Linked DNA regions of Mus musculus: region 1 is linked to region 2. The links are chromatin loops, found by intact Hi-C in ENCODE. Cell type or tissue: left cerebral cortex. All regions are shown on one strand.

Region 1 (2,500 bases), 400 kb before region 2:
ATATAAACTGGTAGGTCAGAGAAACTTGAAATTAGGAAAAAAAAAAAAGTGCAACAAAAGCCAGCTCAGATCCTCCTCCCTGGTTTTGGTCTTGTCCGTCAGCTGATTCCCTCATTTTATCAGTTACTAGATTTTAATGTGAGAAAGGAAGCTGTTCAATTACCTAAATATACCAATTGTTCGCAGACAGATGATGGGCAATTTGATCTGCTCTGTCTAATTCATCAGCCCAGATAAGATAAGAAAGAAAAGGCAGTTAGATATCACCAAAGGGTTAATATTTAAAAAGATTAAATTTCCGGTGGTTTTTTTTGGGGGGGGGGCGTTAAGGAATATTTTATTTTGGTTTTAAAATTTTTTATCAAAGGAAGAGTCACCCCAAAAGTAAAGGGAGCAATGTTTGTACTTGTTCTTCAAAAATCCTTTGGTGAAACTTTTGTCTGTTTATTTGGAGCCCCCAAAATAATGTAAGTCATTGATAAAACAGGAGAAAAATAAATAAGATGATAAACTATACAGTGAAAATAGAATTTTTAAAGTTTGAAACCCTAAACTTATTTGCCTTAATTTTGTTGTTGTCCTTAGGGAAGTTTAAAGAGGGAAATAATCTTTTGTATGAAAAATTCAAAGAGTCATTAACAAACCTTATCAACAAAAATTTATGAAACACAGCGACACCCCACCCCCCAAAGATATGAAATGAACAACAGTTTAATTTTAAAAACATTTCTTGTACACTGGGCACTCTAAAGTAAACGTTCTCCCTCCCTCTAAAAACAACAAAACAAAACAAAGGCACATCAAATAATAAACAAGGAGAGCCAAGAAATCTCAGAAAATAACCCTGTAAAAATGGCATACCTGATATAATCTCTTTTACAGTAGGTTTTCCCATCCCTAACAAAGCACGTACAGCTTTCGTCCAAATACTGATTACACTCCGCACATTTCAAACATGCTGCATGCCACTCCAAATCCGGAGAAACCCTCAGAATATACTGGTCGTGAATTTGATTGCCGCAACCAACACACAGGGAAATCAGACGTTTTTCTGAAATGAAAATAAATGCATGATTGACTAACCGTTTACTTCCTACAGAGATAAACACACTTTTAGTGTCGTTCTCTTATAGGGTGTATTCTGGAAGAATTTTTTTCTTTCCCTTTTTTTTTTTTTCTTGTTCTTCCCTTAAAGAGTATTGCACTTTGGGATGGTAATTGGAGTGTGCCATCAAAACCTTGACTCGCTTTTTTAAAAAGGGAGGTGGAATATATGTAAAACGCAGATTTGAATAGTCTACATTGTAAGCTTAGCACGCAATCAAACCCGCTCATTTTGTGTTTTCTCCCTCCTCCCTCTTTGCTATAATCATTAGGCAAGATTATGGATAAGTCATGTCAAAGAAAAGGTTTTGACTAGAAGCGTTAAAGCAACGCTGGGATGTCTATATTTTCCGTGAAGCACGTTCTTCAATAGCACGCGGGAATGGATATTGTTAGAAGAGTAGACATCAATACAGTTGTCACTCGCTCTCTTTTGCAAGTCTAATGCTAATTCATATCTGCCGGTGTGGTTTGTGCAGGCAGACCTTTGCTACATAATAACTTCTCCAAGAGCTCCGGAATCCGGAGGAGGAAATCACCGCTAAGCACCGGGCAGGCGGCTAGAGTTTGGGAGGGCACAGAGCATTCAAACACAAGGTATGATCAGTTTCTCAAAGATCGGAATTCACACCAAACATGCAAGCTGCAAGCGTGACAAGAAGAAAACACACACACACACACACACACACACACACACACACACACACACACACACACACACAACAGCAGCAGCAACAACAACAACAAAAGGACCACCTTCTCTTCTGTCTCTCCAGGCAGTGACTACAAATCCAAAGAGCCCTGTCATCGGTGCCTGAGAGAGACCCCCCCACACCACAACAGCACACCAAGCCCCACAAGGTTAAACCGCTTCTTACTTTTTGGTGGATCGCCCATGTCTCCCATATCTGTAAGAGGGAGTAATGTCCACAGTGAAATGGTGGTTGGACAATTGGTGAATAGCCCACAGAGAGGATGCTGGTGCTGTGGCTAGGTGGCAAATAGTGGCCCCCGGGGTTGCCAAAACTGGGGGAAACAGCTGCCCGGCTGCGCCGCGCCCTCGCAGATCTGGGAGTCCGATTTAAGCCGGCGGAGTTGGCAGAGCGGAGGCGCAGCAGCAGCGGCGGACTCGCACGGCTCGGGGCACCTCTCTTCCTTATCTCTTACTCAAACTTCTCAGCTCCAACTCAGCTCCATCGCCATTGGTCTGACGCAGCGCGCGGGGACGTCAGGCGAGCGCCGCGCCCATTGGCTGCGGGGCGCGCGGCGCAGCTGTTCTGATTATCATATTTCAGCCCCGGCGCCTCCGCGCGCCACTGCCCGCTCGGCGAGCCCGCAGGAGAGGATTAAGCCTCCCGAGGCCACGTCGCTCCTTGGGCGCCGGGTGGCCCGGGTC
Region 2 (2,500 bases):
CGTTCCTTTCTTCGGTATGGTATCCGTGGATAATCAGATAATCTCATGCCTGCCTTTGTATTCTTGAAGCTTTAAACTCTGCAAATATTGATGTCGCTTCACTGAAAAGGCGTTTCGCAGTCCAATCCCAACCCCCTTAGACTTTACCCTTCATAGGCATGCAGCGAGAGGAGAGTTGGAGTCAGCCTGGGTTTTCTGATCCCACAATTAAACTGGAACAATTGTGTTTGGTTTAGAGTGACCAGTTTGTTCCGCTCTTGCAAGAGAAGTAATGTTTATTTTGTGATCCCTTTATGTTATTGTGCAGCCGAAGAAACTTCGTATTTTAAGCAAATGTATTGTTCCACAGCCTCGGGGGTGTGAGTTCCAGTCCTGAGCACTACTTTGTCTGCTCTTCTCTCTCCCGTATTTCATCTGTCCTAGGCACTCGATGCGATCTTTCCCCCCAACTGTTTGTCTCCAGTCCCTCCCAGTCCCTGCTCTGTTCTTTAATTTGTCTTGTGTTAGCTTTGGGTCAGCAAGTCTTTTGTGCTGGGTCCCTGGGCCTCACTCTGTGTGTGTGTGTGTGTGTGTGTGTGTGTGTGTGTGTGTGTGTGTTTCTTTTGTTACTTTCCACCCTAACACTGCAGAAATGAAACACACATGCCCTGTTGTCGCCTCATATTTTCAGATGTTTTTCACACTATTGTCCTCTCCAGTCCGTTGAAAGTGCAAAGTGGAAACACATGCACCCGAAAACATTTTTTTGAAAGGGGACAGCCCTAGGATGGAGTCTAACCTCCTGAATAAAGATAAGCAATAAATATAATATCAGATTTATAACGTGCATTGAACAATCTTGATTAGCACTAAGGTGAGCCTTGGTGAGCTTTTTATCATTTCCATGTGTCTGGACTACAAGAAGGAATCAATGGGGGGGGGGGAACCTCTATAAATCAGCGTTCATGTCAAGACAAATCAAAATAATGCCTCTATTATTTCAATCAATAAACCATTTTTATCCCCAGCATCTGATACACACACAGTGTGTGTGTGTCCATCTGTTTGTGTTTGGAACTGGCAGCTTTGCCTTAGACCAAAACAAACCTTTCAAGTCATGTCAATGAAATTAAAATGTTAAAAAGCAGAAATCAACGTACCCTCCTTCCACTCCTGTCTAGCCATTCCAGGCTCCCCCTTTAAAGCCCGGCTTTCCCAGATCAGTAAGAGATCCTTGAAAACTCTGCAGAGGACCTTTGGCTGAGAAGCAACTTAGAAAGGAGATTTCAAGAGAAAGCGAAAGCTCCCACCAGCAACAACCAGGGCTAGGGAAGCCTCCAAGGCTGGGGCTCCCATGCACGCCCAAGAACCGCCTACAGAGGTTGAAGGCAGGTTAGACTTGGGACCCTGGTTGGCTTCTGAAAAAAGCAAAATCGCCCTTTCTCATCAATGCCACCAAGATCCTTTCCAGCAGGTGTATGCGGCTGACTGGCTGGGTTATAATTGGGGCGAGGCTAGCTAGAGGAGAGAAGGAGGTGGAGGGAGAGAAAGGGGAATAGAGAGGGGAAGGGAAAAGGAGGAGAGAGACTGGCTGCCTGTCTGTAGCTTTGTTGGTTTCTGGCAGATTACAAGCCTTATTTCTGAAAATGTCTTGCCTGTAGGTCGGGCTTCTGCATGATCTTGTGCGACAGGGCCACAGCTCTTGAGAGGGGGAAGGAAAGTGGAGGAGAGATGATTTAGTACTGCAAAATAACCTGCGCATTGGGTATCCCCGCAGCCTCTTTGGTCATTTTTTGTTTCCATTTCTGCACACTGAAGAACAAAACCTCAATGCATTTTGTCGCTTAGGATTCGTTCTATTCTGTTCCGTCTGTCCTTCGTAAACATAATTCAACCACCGGGTTCGGAATCCATTCCTTTCCAGTGGAATGGGAAGACGAGAAGTCCTCCCATCCGGAGCCTCATACAGTGTTCTCAGGTCTGGCATGGTCTTTGTTTGGGTCCAACAAGCGCTTTACCCACCACACCATCAGTGCTCTAGACCAAAAAGCCCATCATTTGAGGAGGGAGTGGCTGTTCTGTTTAGTTTTTTGGTTTTTTGTTTTTTTAAACAAAACTCGGTACTTTTACAAACTAGATTACACAACTGCCGAGAGCACAGAGACCATAAAGGTTAATCTCTGAGATGAGATTATCGCCTACGAACTGTTTCCAAATAAACCCACGCAAGGAGGAGGGTGGGAAAAAAACGGGTCAGTAATCTGGATGCACAGGGGTTTGTTTTCTTCGCTTGTTTTTTTTTTATTATGAAAAGCTTGCTGGTTTTCTCTCCCAGTCTGCTCCTCCTTTCCTGCCTGTCAGTCTCTGTTTTGTACTGGGAAGGGGCGGGAGAGGGCGGAGGTGTGTGGGGGCTGGGGGGTGGGGGAGCGCTTAGGCTCCTGGAACCTCAAGGCCCTGGGATTTCAAGGAAAGAAAAATAACCAGGCTGAGAGATGCTGGTTCTCTGTTCATTTCTTTCTCT

Evidence for each region. Peaks named below come from ENCODE experiments on the same cell type or tissue, not always from the same donor. Only the 100,000 strongest peaks of a DNase experiment are listed, where the experiment ranks them.
Region 1: it touches region 2 in a loop (5-fold over the local background); 16 of 42 quality-filtered maps call a loop at or near these places.

The regions. Positions count from the first base shown.
Region 1 is chr13:116,307,413-116,309,912 of GRCm38, forward strand. It overlaps Isl1 (ISL1 transcription factor, LIM/homeodomain), which reads right to left and starts at 2,276. Exons shown (of 6, transcript NM_021459.4): 1 at 1,983-2,276; 2 at 862-1,051. The coding sequence starts at 2,010. RefSeq lists promoters at 2,073-2,500, 2,075-2,453. In left cerebral cortex, no CTCF peak of the experiment used is centred here; DNase peaks (open chromatin) are centred at 1,019, 1,446, 2,055 and 2,304; H3K4me3 peaks cover 144 bases.
Region 2 is chr13:116,706,441-116,708,940 of GRCm38, forward strand. No RefSeq gene overlaps it. Among named protein-coding and RNA genes, the nearest start is that of 4930435F18Rik, 130 kb to the right of the region's middle. In left cerebral cortex, no CTCF peak of the experiment used is centred here; DNase peaks (open chromatin) are centred at 1,213, 1,409 and 1,876.